Regions from separate parts of the Mus musculus genome. Here region 1 is linked to region 2. The links are chromatin loops, found by intact Hi-C in ENCODE. Cell type or tissue: left cerebral cortex. All regions are shown on one strand. Links, peaks and the distances in the headings refer to the core of each region. The heading gives the core; the rest is flanking DNA.

Region 1 (8,330 bases), core at 140-8,139, 600 kb after region 2:
GAGGATAAAGTAGACCTTCTGATCCCCCTGCCTCTGCTTCCCAATTTCCCATTGTACACCACTCTACGTAATTTGTGTGGTGTTGGAGATCAACCCCCCCAGCCTATGTGTGCTAGGCAAGCTACCTACTGAGCCATTAGCCCCAGTACATTGGTCAGACATTGTCATGCACTGGCTTTGTGGCTTTGGCCAATTCTCTTAACTGCACTGTAAAATGAGACTGAGAATACTAGCAACATTTACACTGCAGGGTTGTTACAAGGACTCCTTAGTGTATGTCAAGCACTCACAAGAGTGCTTGCCCCTGCTAAGTGCTGTAACTGTAGTTAGTACTGTTCCTATTATTATCATTATCACAACTCAAAGGGCAGCTGCTGTGTGCTCAGTTCTCTGCTGGGGCACTGGGGGCTCACAGATGAATCGAATTTAGTCCTTGCCCTCCGGAGCTCCTGCCTTGGTGCAGGAGACAGAAATATAAATAAATCATCACTTCTGTAGGCCAAAGCTCCCCAGAAATTTCTAGCAAGTTGCCTGGTGGCAAAAGTAAGACACTGCATTCCCTGGGGATCAGGGCAGGGGGAGATGGAGGGCACAGCTGAAAGCAGTCAGCCTGAGAGGGACTTTGAAGTCTAGTGTTTCATCTTATAAACACATGCAAACTTTCTAGTCTTCTCCCATTGTGTCTGTGTTTGCTCTAATTATGTTAAGAAGGAGCCTTGTGTGTACTTCATGCCCTGGTTTCATCCACATGTAAGACAATTCATCCTTGGAACCCTTGGGGTATGAGAATCTCAGTGGATGGGGTTGCATCCTAAATGATAGGTGCTGCTTAGCTTGGTCTGTAGGGTGAGCTGGTCTTCATCAAGAGAGGGCTAGTAGGCCTGGCAGCGGTGAGTGCACACTGAAAGCACAGAGGCTCTGAGTGACAGGTCTGGGAGATGCTGGGTGGCTAGACATAGTAGGAACAGGTACAGCAAGGAGGATTATGCAGGAGCTGGCCAGGGTGGATGCTGATAGGCCCCGGTTTCTTTGCCCTTGGGGACTGCTGCTTAGTGTTCCTGAACTTCAGTGGCCTCACTTTAAAAATAGGATAAGCTGGGTTAGGTGCTGTACATCCCAGCAACCAAGAGGCCAAGGCAGTAGGATTGGCGAGAGTTTAGATGCCAGCTTGTGTTATATAGTGGTTGCAGGTCAGCCCAGGTTACTGTTCTGCAGAGTCCAGAGAATGATCTAAAGAAGCCAGGCTTTCAACTTGGAATGAGAGAATGTATTAAGTACATAGCAAGGTGGGTGTGCATGTATGTATGTATGTATGTATGTATGTGATGGTCTGAGCCTTTAGAGGCAGGATCTTTGTGAGTTCAAGGATAGTCTGGTCTACAAATTGAGTTTAAGGCCAACTGGGACTACATGGTGAGACCCTGTCTCAAACAATATCTAAAATTGAAACAAAAAAAGTGTACTGCAAGCAAAATTCTACCTGCTTCCTGCTCCGTGCCCACACATGGAAGGTGACAGTGACTATACATGAAATGAGCACGTGACAAAAGATAGCACTGGGTGGGGCCTCTGAGAGGGTGGGCCAGAGCAGACCCAGGTTTCCTTACCTACACCCACTCTGGATCTCAGCACACCATGCAGACCTGACTCTATACTGTCACCATGCTGTCTCAGCCTTCTGAGGCCAAGTGTAGCTGCCAGCACTGTCTAACAAAATGTCCTGCAATGAGAGAAGTGGTCCGCCTCTATGCTCTCCAGTATGGCATTCACCAGTCTCATACGGGGAGAGAGCTGTTAAAGGTAACTAGAGTGACCAGCGAATGCAATGTCTCATTCGTTTTACCTTAGTTGACTTAAATCTTTTTCTTTTCTTTTTTGTTTTTTGTTTGTTTGTTTGTTTGTTTGTTTGTTTTTGAGACAGGGTTTGATTTAAATCTTTATATTCATTCACATGTGGCTAAGGACAATCTATTGGACAACACAGATCAATCATTTCCGGTCCACTCAGGATGTGTAACTGAAGTTGGCAGGTGGGGTTGGGGAGACTGAGGGATGTCTGAAGTCCTTTTCTCCTGGATTCAGAGATTGAGGAAGAGAGGAGAGAGACCTCTGCAGACCGACGTGGTGCAACATTGCTGTGCTCCCGCGCCCGCCGGGCAGCTGGGAGCAGGCAGGAGTAGCCAGTGTCTGACCACTTTTCAGTTACAGGAGAGACCTTATCTAAAATTATACACAGAATGGACAGACGCACATAAGGGCAGCAGTCAGGTCCGCTAAGGAGTGTGGGGTCCAGAAGCCCCAGGTTTTGCCCCCCGTTTATATGGTGGCTGTAGAGCAGGGGCTGAAACTGTGTATTCTCTGGCTGGCCACTACATACAGACCTTGGTCTTTCATGTAGGGCTGCAGCCAAAATCTCGGATGGTTCCCAGTACTACGTTCTGCTCATTATCACTGACGGCGTCATCTCCGACATGACACAGACCAAAGAGGCCATCGTCAGTGTGAGTTTGAGGAGGAAGGCTTGTCAGGGAGGGGTCATTGTCCTTGCAGTGAAGGGGCTCTGATGGTTATTCCATGTGTATCCTAACATTTTCATCTGCCAGTTTCAGAGACGCCTATTGGCTGGGGCACCAACAACACTGGCTTTTGATTCTCTAGGTTCCAGCATGATGAACTCACTATGGAAACCTGAGCTTAGGAAACACTGGTCTTTTATATTCAGCAGGACACATGTCTGTCCTTTATCAGGGGAGGGAGGAGTTATTTTTTTATTTGCTTTTAATTTTATTTTTGTTGTGTTTTGTAACAGGGCCTTACTGTGTACTGGATGCCTATATGGCCCAGACTGGCCTGAATAGAGGCAATCTTTCTGCCTCAGCTTCCCAAGTGCTGGATCTATGGATGTAAGCCACCAGGACTGGCTATTTCTGTTTGTTAGTTTGTTGGCCTGAGACTAGCTATATAGATCAGGCTGCCCTTGAGCTCACTTTGATCCTCCTGCCTCTGCCTCCTGAGTCCTGGACGTATGGGAAGGATATGCCATGCCTAGGATGGGTATTTTGCTGTCATTAAGGTTTCCATGGTTCTGTTGTTTTTCCAGATGGACTTACACTGGAGCTCAGACTGGCCTAGAACTCATTCTTTAACCAGTGTTGGTCTGGGATTTGTGGTGATCCCCCTGCCTCAGCCTCATGAGTGCTAGGACTACAGATGTATGTTGCCACGTCTGGCAGGAAAACCTTTTTAAAATGATACTAGAAATATTTAAGGTCAGCTTGGGTTACAGAGGGAGACTTTTGTTTCAAACAAACAAGATAATGGCTTTATGTTTCACCAGAAGGCACCTGCTGTGCATAGAGATAGTCTGCAACTGATCCTGGCAGTGTATCTGGGCTCACTCAAGCATGTGATCCCCACAGACACCACAGGCACTGTCCTGTCACAGCCGCTTACTCCAGCCATTCCTCTCCCACAGGCCTCCTCACTGCCCATGTCTATCATTATTGTCGGGGTCGGACCTGCCATGTTTGAGGGTGAGTAGGGTAGGGTGTGTCCATGACTGGGACTGGGAACTGGAGCGAACAGGAAGGATCCAGCAGTCCCATGGACCCTCCTCACAGATAAAACAGACTGGCACCTTAGTGAAGTCACAGATGTTTCGTCTCCATAACCCTGGCTGCTGGAGTCAACTTTCCCCTGCTTTCTTAGGAGAATGGAACTTGCAGGAAGGAAAGCTAGTAAGGATAATGAGAGCAGTTACACACCACTGTGGAATGCGAGTGTCAGGTCTCCTTGTGAGGACCCTGATGGGATCTAATGAGGAAGGGGCAGGACGAGCTGGAGTTGGAGAGACAGCCAATGATGCCTGCCTGTCTTCTCTGCAGCAATGGAAGAGCTGGATGGTGATGATGTACGTGTATCCTCCAGGGGACGCTATGCAGAGCGGGACATCGTTCAGGTAGCCCTGGGAGTGGTGAAAGCAGAAAGAAACAGGGCTTCCTAGGAGCCATTCTCCTTGCTCCTTCCTAGTCACTACCTTTCTCCCCTCAAACATTCATAGAACAAGTTCCCTTTTAAAAAAACAAAACCAAAAACCTTGTTAGATAAAATAGTGGTAGGTAGCACAGAATGGCCTGGGACTTCCTCAGCCTCCGGGGTGCTGGAGTTACAATACTGCATCACTACACTGGCTTTGAACAGTTCTTTTGAGGGGTCAAGTGGGGTGCAGCTGTCCTGCAAGGTTGTATGATGTAGGAGGAGCAGGTCTCTGCCCTCTACTGGAGATGACCAATATTACAAAACTAGCAAATGCAGCTGTCAACAGCCAATCGTAGTGAGGGGAGGCTTCTATGAGGTTGTGCTTTTAACACTGAGTTGAAACCTGAAGAAGGTATCAACTTCACAAGCAGAGAAGGAGCATGTCGTGTAAGACCTGCCAGAGGCTCAGACCAGGCTGGCAGGATTGTCTGCCATAAATATCTTAGGTTTGACAATCAGAATGCGTTCTTACTTATGTATCCCTCCATGTATTTATTGTTTTGTTTCAGACAGAACCCCACTATTTAGGGAACTAGTAGCCCTGGCTAGTCTAGAATTCATGGTAATTCTACTGCTTCAGCCTCCTGAGTGCCAAAATGCCCAGATCAAACTACACTATAAATAGACTTCTCTGGGTGCTGCACTGTAGGTGCGGTGGCAGGGCCAGGGAAATGCCCAGAAATCCATTTAGCCAGCAGCAAAAGTGACTGGGGTATGTGAACACAAAGCAGTGGTCATGTTCAGAAGCAGCCAACTCAAAAGCTGTTTAAAGGCAGGGAGGCAGTTCAGTTGATAGAGTGCTTGTCTAGTATGCATGAGGTCCTGGGTTTGATCTTCACCATTGCGTAAAACAATGTGCCTGAAATCCCAGCACTCAGGAGGTGGAGGCAAAATGATAATAAGTTCCAGGTCAGGCCAGTGAGATGGGTGTGTGTGTGTGTGTGTGTGTGTGTGTGTGTGTGAAATGTACTTTGCTGAACAAACCTGATGATGTGAGTTAGATTCCTGGGGTCCCATGGTAGGTGAGAGCCCACTCTGCCCTCCTTATGTGCACCAGGGAACACTTATGCCTGCATTCACACATGCACTCTAAACAACATAGAATAACAACAAGAAATACCTTTGAATTCATGGCCAGTGTGAGGCCTTTATGAAACCCTGTCTAAACAAAGGAAAAATTGTTTAAGAGCTGTGCACAGAAGTGTGTGCAAGTGTGCATGTATATGTGTATATATGTGTGTATGTGTATATATGTATGTGTGTGTGTGCCTGTAATTCTTGCACTTGGAGGCTAAGGCAGGAGGACTGAGAGTCCCAGGCCAGCCTAGGCTATGTAATAAGATTATCTCAAAAGAGGAACACAAAAGAAGATACTTTAGATCCCTTTGCAGGATTTGATGACTTGTTAATACACTGATAAGGACTACTCTCAATTTTCTAGTGTGAAAGGTCCCACTGACTGGGTAAGGCGAAGCTAGAGGCAGAGATAGGTCCGGAAGACTTGGTATTCAATAGGTAAAGCTGGGTTTGGGGGATCTGTGATAACTGAAGGAAAACGTAGTTTTAGCAACTAAATGGGCAGTTCTGGGCCAGGGTTAGGTACAGTGGCTACAGCTCAAGCTGTTAGGAGGCTGAAACAGGGGGATCCCAACAGAATGAGACCCAAGGACAGAGGCAAACACGGGGCTCTGGAGGGTGCTTTTCCCTGCCCTCCCTTTATTAACCTCCTTTCTCTGGCAAACTGCTCTTCCCTCTCAATCCCAACGCCTCCCTCTCTTGCTCCCAAGTTCAACGCTCTCCTTCCCAGCACTCGAGTAGAAGGCAGATGGATCTCCCTGAAGGCCAGCTTGGTCTACATGATGAGTTCCATGATAGCCAGGGTTTCATAGAGAGACAGGGTGAAAGGGGGGCAGTTCAGGAAAACCCAGAGGAGTGGAGTTGACACGAAGGGAAGCTTCTAGAAAAGGAGGGGGGAAGAGTGTGGTGTCAGGAGTAGTGATGTGGTTCAGTGGTAGGCAGCTTGTCTTGCATATACAAGATCCTGCGTTCAATGTCCAACACCCGACACAAAGAATTGGATGCATTCAGAAGGATGACATTCAAGTACAGTGAAGCTAAAGAGACTCTCAGAAGAATAGTGATAGTTGGAAAGAAATGTTAGGGGTCAAAGATGAAACTTGAGTGCTACCTACTCCCTTGGCCGAAGCTCACCTTTCTTTCCTGTCTGTCCCAGTTTGTCCCATTCCGAGATTATGTTGACCGATCGGGGAACCAGGTGCTGAGCATGGCCCGACTGGCCAAGGATGTACTAGCTGAGATTCCTGAACAGTTGCTCTCCTATATGCGCACCAGGGACATCCAGCCTCGACCTCCTCCCCCTGCGAGCCCCAACCCAACCCCAGCCCCAGAACAGCCCTGAGGACTTCACATAGCCAATGCTTAGCAGTCTGCTTACCTGTCTACCCACTGCTGGAAGTTAAAGGCACCTGGAGCTCTGAACCTGACCAGGAGGGCCATCTAGGTTGATCAGTGCTGGCTGACAAGCTTTTTGCCCCCTGACTTCAGAAAGGCTTGGCATGATCACCACCTACCGCCTCATGACAACAATAAAGCTCATCTTACGCAGTCTCTGTCTCATGGGTGTTGGAGAGGGAGACTGAGGGACCCAGAGCCTGGGGTCACATCAAGAGTGAGGGAGTAATGATAACTTCAGTGAGGTTAACATCCATCCTAATGCACTCATCCAGTCACTTCTATATAAAATTTCAAATATTGTAAGAAAACGTGTGGGCTGGTGAGATGGCTCAGTGGCTAAGAGAACTGACTGCCCTTCCAAAGGTCCTGAGTTCAAATCCCAGCAACCACACTGTGGTTCACAACCACCATTAATGAGATTTGATACCCTCTTCTTGTGTGTCTGAAGACAGCTACAGTGTACTTATATATAATAATAAATAAATTTTTGGGCCGGAGCAAGCAAGATCTGAGCAAGCAGGGTTGATCAGAGCGAGCAGAGGTCCTAAAATTCAATTTCCAACAACCACATGAAGGTTCAGGTGTACAGCTACTGTGTACTCATCTGTACAGCTACAGTGTACTCACATACATAAAATAAATAAATAAATCTTTAAGAAAACTTGTTATACATACTTGAACACTTTTTTCCTCAGGACAGACCCATAGCTTTCATGAGATTTTCTAAAAGGTTCTTCACCCCAAAAGAGCTAGCTTTAAGACAACTGTGAGGTCCTAGTGGTACAAGCCTGTAATCACAAGTTCAAGGCCAGTGTAGGCAACTTATCTGGACTTTGTCATTAAAAAAAAAAGTTTTGTTTTGTTTTTTAATAAAAAAGAAACGGCTGTTGTGATATATCCCTGTCCTTGTGTGTGCAAAGCCTTCAATAATGAAAAAAAGCTGTATAACTTCTTTGATTCATTTATTTTGGTTGTTTTGTTTAGATAGGGTCTTGCTGTATGGCTCAGCCTGACCTGGAACTCATAAGCAGTTGGAGCAATCCTAATTCAATCCTCTTGAGTGCTGCGATTACTGGTTTATTCTGAATTTTCTGGATGAGTATAATAGCTTGTATTTTCTTTGTGCATGCGAATCTTATACAACAGACACTGTATTAGGCAATTTACAGTCTTCAACTCTCTTAATCCTTATCATAACCCCGGGACAGAGGGACTATATATTATCCCCATTTAATAATGAGAAACTCCGCTGCAATAAGCCATTTCTTTATAGAAACCACCGATTTTACGCCAGACCCCCCCTTTTGACCAGGAAACAACTTGGAGTGCTGGTTTTATTGGCATTTCTCGGGGGAAACGTGTCATAAGAAAACGTGCACTTTAGGGAGCTGAATACCAAGTCCGCATGAAAATAAACCGCGTTCTCAGTGACTCTAGCATCTTGGAAGACTATCATACTCTTCAGTGACAAAACTACAAGCACTGCTTGACAATGATGATCCCTGACATCCAAATTCTCTGAAACCCCCAGGAACTGACAGAATTTTCGAGTTCCAGGTTTACAATTGAAGAACCCAAAGAAGAATTTCCCACGATCACACTTGAGGTGTCAGTCATATTCAATGGGCTGTGTGTTTTGATACCGTCTTCCAATCAGCTACCGGTAACCTTGTAGTCCAGCGCTGCCAATCTGAGTCCTACAGTTTTACTGGAATGCACTGGAACCTCCCCAAACTCAGTTCCCTCATTAGGGCCACGCCTCGTCACCCTTCAGTCTCACATTTCAGCGGAAGCCCCGCCCCTTACGTTCCTAAGTC
Region 2 (8,330 bases), core at 289-8,288:
GGCTCAGGTCTTCCCTCTTCAGGTAGTAATCTCTGGTTGCTTTAGAGATCTGTCTTGCTCCTTGAAAATATCTAAAGTTACACTTCTGTCTCAACTCCTCTTTCTGTAAGCATCCACGAGAGCCACATAGAGCCTCTGTTCTTCAAAGGTAACCACGGCTAATATTGGCACTTAGTTCTCAGATAGTCCCCATGTATAAAAGGACCAGTGTTAGCAAAGAGTGTTATTAAATCAGTTTAACAGGAACCCACATTCTTTTTTATCAAATTACTCCATCTACTTGAGAGGCTCCTCACCCTCTTCCATCTCCCAGGTGACGCCTTATCTCCCGGACCTGTCTCCAGAAAGGTTCCTTTTAGGCTCATTTAACCAGAGCTCCATTATCTGGATGTGGAACGCTGACCAACACACAGCCAGCCTGGCTACTCAGTTCAGCACTCATCTTCTGCCTTCTGTGGGCCTCCGCTGTACTAGGTCTCAGGGGCCACAAGTTGGTCCAGATGACTCGCAAGACAGAATCCCGAAGCTTGCGGTATCACTGATACCCCGGTGGCCCACACATTCACCGATTCAACATGTATGTTTTGAAGACTTACAATGGACCAGGCATGTGAGCTCTCCTGGAAAGTAGGGGGAGAGATGTGGCTGTTACAGACACTTTACAGGTGTGAAGACTAAAACCCAGCAGGTTAGGAATTCATTCTTTTGAGTTTTTATCATAAAATAATCCCTGTAATCTGAGCCAATTAATTTTTCCTAGCCTACAGTCACAGATGAACTGTGCAACACCAACACAAACAACATTTAGGTGATAGTTTACTTATTACAGTAATAGCTAACACATATTAGACCACCTGTATTCAAAGCACTCCTGTGGCTTTGGGTTGTTTTGTTTTGTTTTGTTTTTGCATCATGCACTTACTTGGTTTACTCATTATTCAAAGGAAAGAAAAATGGGTAATTGGTGCAGAGCATTCTGCAGCTAAGTAGAAGCAGGGCTTGAACTCAGGATGTTGGGCTTTTGAGCATATAAACTACCACAGAATCGTCTCATAAGAGTCTGTCTGGTCAAGACAGTTCTTTCCGCATGCAGATACGGAACCCAGTGTCAGAACAGCAAGAGGATTCAGACACTGAATCTAGCAAGTCGGCAGCCAGGAGGTAAATGGCAGATTAGATGCAAGGTGGATTTGTACCAACCCATCAGGGGAGAGTACTCACATGAACTCTAGGTTGAGTTGGGTGCTGCTGGATAGTTCTGGGAACATCGGAGGGGCAGGTGGCAGATTAGATGCAAGGTGGATTTGTACCAACCCATCAGGGGAGAGTACTCACATGAACTCTAGGTTGAGTTGGGTGCTGCTGGATAGTTCTGGGAACATCGGAGGGGCAGGTTGCCGTGCAAAGATACGGCAATAACAAAAAAGCAAGTTTGCCATAGTTATTCCTTTAGGGTTCTCTTTGGATACTGGGCAATTAGGTTAACAAATGACTGGGGAGTGAAAGAGAAATGTGTGAGAAAAGAGGGAAGAATAGGGGAGGGACAGAGAGAGGGGGAGGAAAGGAAGAGAGGGGGGAAGGAGGGAGGGAAATGAGGAAAGAGAGAAAAGAGGTGGGGCTGGGGAGGCACTCTCTTCTCTGCAGAGCCTCCAGGTCACACCCCAATGCCATTCATCTCTGAACTCTTGCCACCAACCACTCAGTGAGATGGAATTAATGAGCAAATTACCAGTGAGCTCACATTCCCAGGTCATCTTTTCCTCCTGAGCTAAATGTTTTCCTCCTGTCCTCTTTAGCAGCACCCAAGGAGCCATGTCACCTCTGGGCCTAGGGAGGAAAGTTCCAGGGAACAAGCAGGTTCTAGAAAGACCATTATGGGCTCAGGGCAATATGCCTCCCCTTTTCCCTCCCTTAAGCCTCAAGAGCCATTCTCCTGTCTCCTGACAAGCTGCCGTCTGTCTCTGAGAAACATGCCCTTCTTTTAGATCAATAACGAGCTTGTGCCTCTTTATTCAGGAGCAAAAACAAAATGTTCTGTATTTAAAAAGCAGACAAGAGTCAGAGGCTCTCCCATAATACTTAGCCCCAAGTGAAGAGCCAGGATAGGTTGACTCCATGAAAAACAGATGCCCAGTAAACTTGAATTTCAGATATACAGCAAATAATTTAGAAGTATAGTGTGTCACAAACATATAACATACCTATATTTTAAAAAATATTCCCTGATTATCTGAAATTAATGGTTTAACCTGGACATCTGGTGCCTTTATTTGCCAAATCTGACAACCCTAATCAGGGCAATGTCTTCCCAGCCAAGTGGGACCTGTCCTTGGCTCACCCTGGATGTCTCACGGTCCTGAGCTCCTGCCAAAGGCCTCTTTGCATCCCACCTTCATCTCTTCCCTCCATCCTTCTCATCCTAATTCACTTTCTTAAAGAGTTTGGGATTTTGCCCTCCTTCCTTCCTGTCTTCTTTATCTCTCCCTTCTTCCCTTCTTTCTTCTATTTTTGGTTTTATTGTTATTTGTCTGTCTGTCTGTCTATTTGCAGTACTAGGGGTCAAACCCAGGCTCTGGAGTTAACTAAGCAAGCATTCTACAGAGCTACATCCTCAGCTCCTCTACTCTCTCAGCTTCCCTTATTCCTTTTAAGGTTCAGCTATTTTATGTTTGAATGTTTTGCCTACGTGTCTGTCTGTGCACCACATGCATACCTGGTATTTGCAGAGGAAAGAAAGAAGGAAAAGGAAGGAAGGGAGGGAGGGAGGGAGGGAGGGAGGGAGGGAGGAAGGAAGGAAGGAAGGAAGGAAGGAAGGAAGGAAGGAAGGAAGGAAGGAAGGGAAAGAGAAAAAAGAAAGAGAAGAAAAAGAAGAAAAGTGCTGAATCCGTGGATCTAGTTATGGCTGTGAATAACCATGTAGATGCTTGGGATTCAACCACAGGTCCTCTGGAACAGCAGGAAATGCTTTTAAACACACCAAGCTATCACCCGAGGCCCCAGCCCTGTGGTTTTTAAGACAAGGTCTGGCTATGAAAGACCTTGCTTTTACCTGCCACGTGCTGATGCTCCAAGCTATACTGCCCCACAAGACCCAGCCCCTCCATTCATTTTACTAAATGTTTCCAGCCTCCTGACACCCTTTCCAGGAGCTGTGTACACGAGATGACAAATCAGATATGGTCCCTGATCTTGAAGAGCTGACGCCCTGGGGTTGGAGGAGAGATGACATAGACAAGGGAGTATGAAAGAAAGTGGAAAGCGAATGCATTAAAGTCCAATGGCTCAATGTAGAATGGAGGAGTGCATAGGAGTTCCTAGCCTTGTCAAAGTGTCCAGATTTGAATCTCTCCACACCTCAATTTTCTAATCTGTAAAATGAGCTGATCCGAGATAGCATTTGCATTAAAGGGACTTTTAGTATTGCAGAGATATTTTAAATTCAAGTGCAAAGCTAACATAGACAACATACATGATTTTAAAATCTGAGTAATAGATATAGCAAATTAACTAAACTACTACCTGCATTATTTTAAAATTTTGAAAATTTCCACCAATATTAGGACGTTTGCTGGCTGCCATCTTACAAGTGGCCACATGGGGGCAACAAAGTACCATACAAACTGAGACTGAGCTGGTCAAGCACCCCATTAACCCATAATTCACTCATATTTTGTCTGGTCATTTAAATGACTTTAATGAACTCTGAGTATGTTCAGGAAAAAGAATTGAATCAAGGTGTAGTCCACCCTTAACCTCAGCCATCAGGAGGGCAAGGCAGGCAGATCTCTGGGAGTTCAAGGCTAGCTACAGCTACATAGTGATACCTTGCCAAGAAAGAATGAAAGAAGAGGGGAAAGGAAGAGGAGGAGGACTATGCCCCTGCCCCACTCCTGTCCTCCTGAGGTTTCTGACAAGCCCCTAAGGTAGGCACTATCACCATATCTGTTTTAGACACAGAGATTCTGGGAAATTAGAAATGTTTCCTCTTCTGAAATGGTCCCTGAAGAGGAGCTAGGGAAAATATAAGAGCCAGAGATCAAGGAAGATTGAAGCAAAATAGTCTTCTGGAGAGGATGGCCCGTTGCACTTAGGAATGCACAGCAGCTGTGGTTGGCTGCACAAGATGAAGCCAGTGAACACCCCAGCCTGGAGTTGGCGTGGTGGTTTGAATGTGTTTGGCTATTAGGAGGCGTGACCTTGTTGGAGTACATGTGGCCTTTGTTGCAGGAAGTGTATCACCATGGAGGTGGGCAATGAGACCCTCCTCCTAGCTGTCTGAAGTCAATCTTCTCCTTTTTGCCTTCAAAACAAGAAGTAGAATTCTTAGCTCCTCCAGTGCCATGCCTGCCTGGATGCTGCTGTGCTTCTGGCCTTGATGATAATGGACCAAACTTCTGGACCTGTAAGCCGGGGCCAATTAAATGTTGAACTTTATAAGAGTTGCCCTGGGCGTGGTGTGTCTTCACAGCAATGGAAACTCAAACTAAGACGGAAGTTAATCCCTGGGACTGGGGTGTTGCTGTGATGGGCCTGACCATGGTTTTGTTTGGAGGGATGTGGATTTGGGGGCTTTGAATTTGGAAAGCTATGGAATGCTTTAAGTAGGACTTGATGGGCCATCCCAGTAGGAATATGGAAGACATTGGTGCTGAGGGTGATTTGAACTCTGGAGATCTTTCTTAATGACGTTTTGGTGAAGAATGTTGCTGCTTTCTACCCTTGTCTGAAAAGTCGGCCTGAGGCTAAGGTAAAGAGATTTCGGTCAATTGCATTGACAAAGGAAGTCTCAGAAAAGCCCAGCATAGACTGTGTCCTCTGGTTTACTCTCATGAAGAGAGTTTTGATCAAGCACAGCAAGCTTAGGCATTGAAGAAGTTGGAAACAGAAAGCTAGTGATAATGCAATAGAACAAGGGGGCCATGTTCTAGCCCCAGCAAGCAGCAGAACTCAGCAACTTTAGCCATGTTGCTCTGGCTTTAGAGTTAAGACTAGAAGGGCCTACTGGCATGATTGATGCTGCTTAGCTGGAGCTAAGAAATTAGTGGTGATTAAGAAGAGACCAGCATAATTGAAATGAAATATTCTTGCAAGTATCTTCTGAGAGCACAAAGAAGCTGTGTTCCAGAGATAGCCAAGGTTGTACCTCATGCTGCAGTTGGACTTGGTAATGTGTAAGAATCACCCAGGTAGTACTGGTTTTGAAGGCATGAAGGGGTCATGGAGAGCAGCTGAGGCTTGGCACTGTGAGAGGCCAGGGAAGGTCATTGGTGAAGGTGCAGCCTCAGTTGCAGGTAACAGCCCAGGACTTAAGGGGTCAGGCAAAGGAGGAGAATTGGCACCATGAAGAGAGCCTTTAAGAAGTTATGGGTGAAACCTAATTGTAGCCTCCCTCAGCCCTGAAGCAGGCTGATCCAGACTTTGACCTTGCTGCCACTGAGAAGATTACCTAGGGTGGAGCCTTCCGACCTAGATGGCTCTTTTGTTCAGTCACCTGCCACTGCTCTCTCCAAGGCACTGCTACCTGCCAAGAATCCCCTGAGATGTTCTGGAGGAACCTCCTATTCTGCACTGTCGCCTACAGGCTGGCTTCAGACACCAAGAATGGACTGGCAGGGGATGGGCTTTCCCCTTTTATAGGCACACTCTCTTAGTAAACTGGTGGGCCTTGAACAGAATCATGTCTTGGTCTCCATTAATCTCTCGCCGTCTAAGTCTCTTTCAGCCCCAGCCTGCCTCCCAGGTGTACCCAGTTCAAGTAGACCACAGGCTGGCATACAACAGATTGGTGTCTGAGCCAGGGACCTTGAGAACGGCGGGAAAGCACTCAGGGAATCACTGTCTTGTATGGAACTCCAAGGGGAGAAAAGAATCAGAGATCGAATCGGGCATGGTGAGCAACAGGTATTTATGCTAGCGCTGGCTTTAAACTTCATTTTTTTAAAAAGTGTTGCTGGAGGTGCGGAAGGATATGGGTTAAGTTTGGAATAGTGCTAACCCGGTACTTTTTCCACTTAGGATTTGACAGCGAAATAGGTGTGGGACTAGAAACTGTGAATCAGGAGGTTGTCCACAGCTTTTAAAAGCTGTTTCAGAAGTCGGGTGTGGTGGCACATGCCTTTAATCCCAGCACTCGGGAGGCAGAGGCAGGCGGATTTCTGAGTTCGAGGCCAGCCTGGTCTACAAAGTGAGTTCCAGGACAGTCAAGGCTATACAGAGAAACCCTGTCTCGAAAAACCAAACCAAAAGCTGTTTCAGGTGAGAGGGTTTAAAATGATGAAACAAGTAGTTGTCCGCAGTCGAGAACTGCATCAGGCTAGAGGAATAGGGCTTAAAATGGTGGAGTAAAATATATAGAGGAAAATGGATTTTGAAACTCTCCCAGAGACAGAGAGAATTCGGGGAATGCCCTGCTTTATTCTCTCTGGCTCTACAGCCTCTTTGTGTTGTCTAATGTCTGGTGCACCAGTCCATTTACAAGTCGATTCATGTGTGTTTTGTTTCATTGTCTGAATGCCTGAATGTTCTGTGTTTCATGTTGGAAAATAAAGATGGCTAAAACTTTATCTGCTGGTTTAGCAAGAGTGGGCACACGCTTTAGCAGGATCAGGCACAGCAGGAGGGCTCCTGCTGGAAAAACAGTTTTTTGAGAAAGGGAGTCTGCAGCCTCTTAGTTTTGGGGCAAAAAAGCTGATAGATGGTTTGTTGCCTGGGGGGGGGGGGTTCTCTGGAATTGTGATTAATGTGTTTAGCAAGTGACAAAGTGCGTTTTTATCTTATAATTATAGCTAGAAAAATTAAAATTCTTTGATTGGTCTAAATTTATAAGACTCGTGTAGCCGCTTCATTTGTTTTTTTACTGGTCTTAGAGGTGTAATATGCTCTGCGTGTCTTCCAGCCTGCCTCCCAAGTGTACCCCGTTCAAGTAGGCCACAGGCCGGCATACAACACCTAGTTGCAGTAGAATACCACAGTGAATTGGAGGTGTCACTTCCATGGGATGATCACCAAGAACAGCAGCAGCAGTGGAGTGGAGTCAACCAGAGTGCTACAGAGGGCAGAGCTGGAGAAGTGACACAACCCTTTGGAGAAGCCCAGAAGATCCTACGTGGATCCAAGACACTGGAATGAGAAGCTGTAAAGTTGAAGTTGCCTCGGATACCTCAATATGTTAGAGATGTCAGAGCCATGGGATAACTGCCATGGGAACTGCTAACAGGGAGTGGAACCTGCCCAAGAGAATGAAGTTTGTTGCTGCTGAATGCCAGATCTGTCTGTTGGAATTAAACATGGGTGAAAGGGTGAAAGTTTCCTCCAGTGCCATGCCGGCCTGGATGCTGCCATGCTTCCCACCACGATGGTAATGGAATGAAGACAAACTACGACAAGCAGGGAAGGCTCCCTCTTGACTGAGAAGCCATGGGCAGTTGATAGCTTTGTGAGGAGAAAGAGTTGGCCTTACTTATGGGTGTAGCCCCCGTAAGTCAACCATGCTCTAGAGAATGGCCCCACCCAAGAGTACAACACAAATTGGACCTGGTAGGTTATTTCTAAGTGGGGTGGTCCATGAAAGGAGGTAGTTAAGTGGGGAAAGAGTCTGGAAAGAGCCAAGGGGAGGATTGAGGGTGTGGATATGATGATCAAAATACACTGTGTGCATTAAAATTTCAAAGAATAAAATTTCTGATATTTTTTCAAAGACTTTTCTAGTGGCTTCCCAGGAATGAGAGAAACTAGGACCTAGACCCTTGGAGATCTATTAGGGTGACCGCTCCACTTTTAGGATGTGTTTCTAAAGGCTCCTGAAGTTGAGGCTATTAGCACACTCCCTGGGGTTTGCCTGACATCACAGTTCTAAGGACGAAACCTCTTAATAGCGTTCTCACGCCCGGCCAGGAAGAACACAACAGACCAGAATCTTCTGCGGCAAAACTTTATTGCTTACATCTTCAGGAGCTAGGAGCGCAAAACCCCCAGCCCCAAAAGCGAAAGCCCCTTCTATATCGAAACCAAAACCCCTTTCCTATTTAGGAGAGTTATATTTCGCCTAGGACGCATCACTCCCTGATTGGCTGCAGCCCATGGCCGAGCTGACGTTCACGGGAAAGGCAGAGTACAAGTAGTCGTAAAATACCCTTGGCACATGCGCAGATTATTTGTTTACCACTTAGAACACAGGATGTCAGCGCCATCTTGTGACGGCGAATGTGGGGGCGGCTCCCAACATCTCCCCCTTTCCTTTTAATAAGAGCAAATAGGCCACCCATATTAATGAGAGTGGAGATAGAGGTCAAATCCCCAGTGTGTAGGTAAAGGAGCCATGTACAGGATTA

The links. Hi-C counts contacts between places; a loop is a spot of excess contacts. Peaks named below come from ENCODE experiments on the same cell type or tissue, not always from the same donor. Only the 100,000 strongest peaks of a DNase experiment are listed, where the experiment ranks them.
Region 1: it touches region 2 in a loop (4-fold over the local background); 9 of 42 quality-filtered maps call a loop at or near these places.

The regions. Positions count from the first base shown.
Region 1 is chr6:113,298,165-113,306,494 of GRCm38, forward strand. Cpne9 (copine family member IX) reads left to right here. Exons shown (of 21, transcript NM_170673.3): 18 at 2,399-2,501; 19 at 3,476-3,533; 20 at 3,885-3,958; 21 at 6,272-7,407. The coding sequence ends at 6,457. Among named protein-coding and RNA genes, the nearest start is that of Brpf1, 4.8 kb to the right of the region's middle. In left cerebral cortex, for the core only: CTCF peaks have their summits at 4,269 (motif pointing left) and 7,275; a DNase peak (open chromatin) is centred at 4,297; H3K4me3 peaks cover 493 bases; H3K27ac peaks cover 498 bases.
Region 2 is chr6:112,696,977-112,705,306 of GRCm38, forward strand. Gm35824 (a long non-coding RNA gene) reads left to right here. Exons shown (of 2, transcript XR_377964.4): 1 at 1-1,279; 2 at 1,394-1,511. Gm26799 (a long non-coding RNA gene) reads left to right here and starts at 2,804. Exons shown (of 2, transcript XR_869361.2): 1 at 2,804-5,901; 2 at 6,896-7,188. In left cerebral cortex, for the core only: a CTCF peak has its summit at 3,592 (motif pointing right); a DNase peak (open chromatin) is centred at 3,638.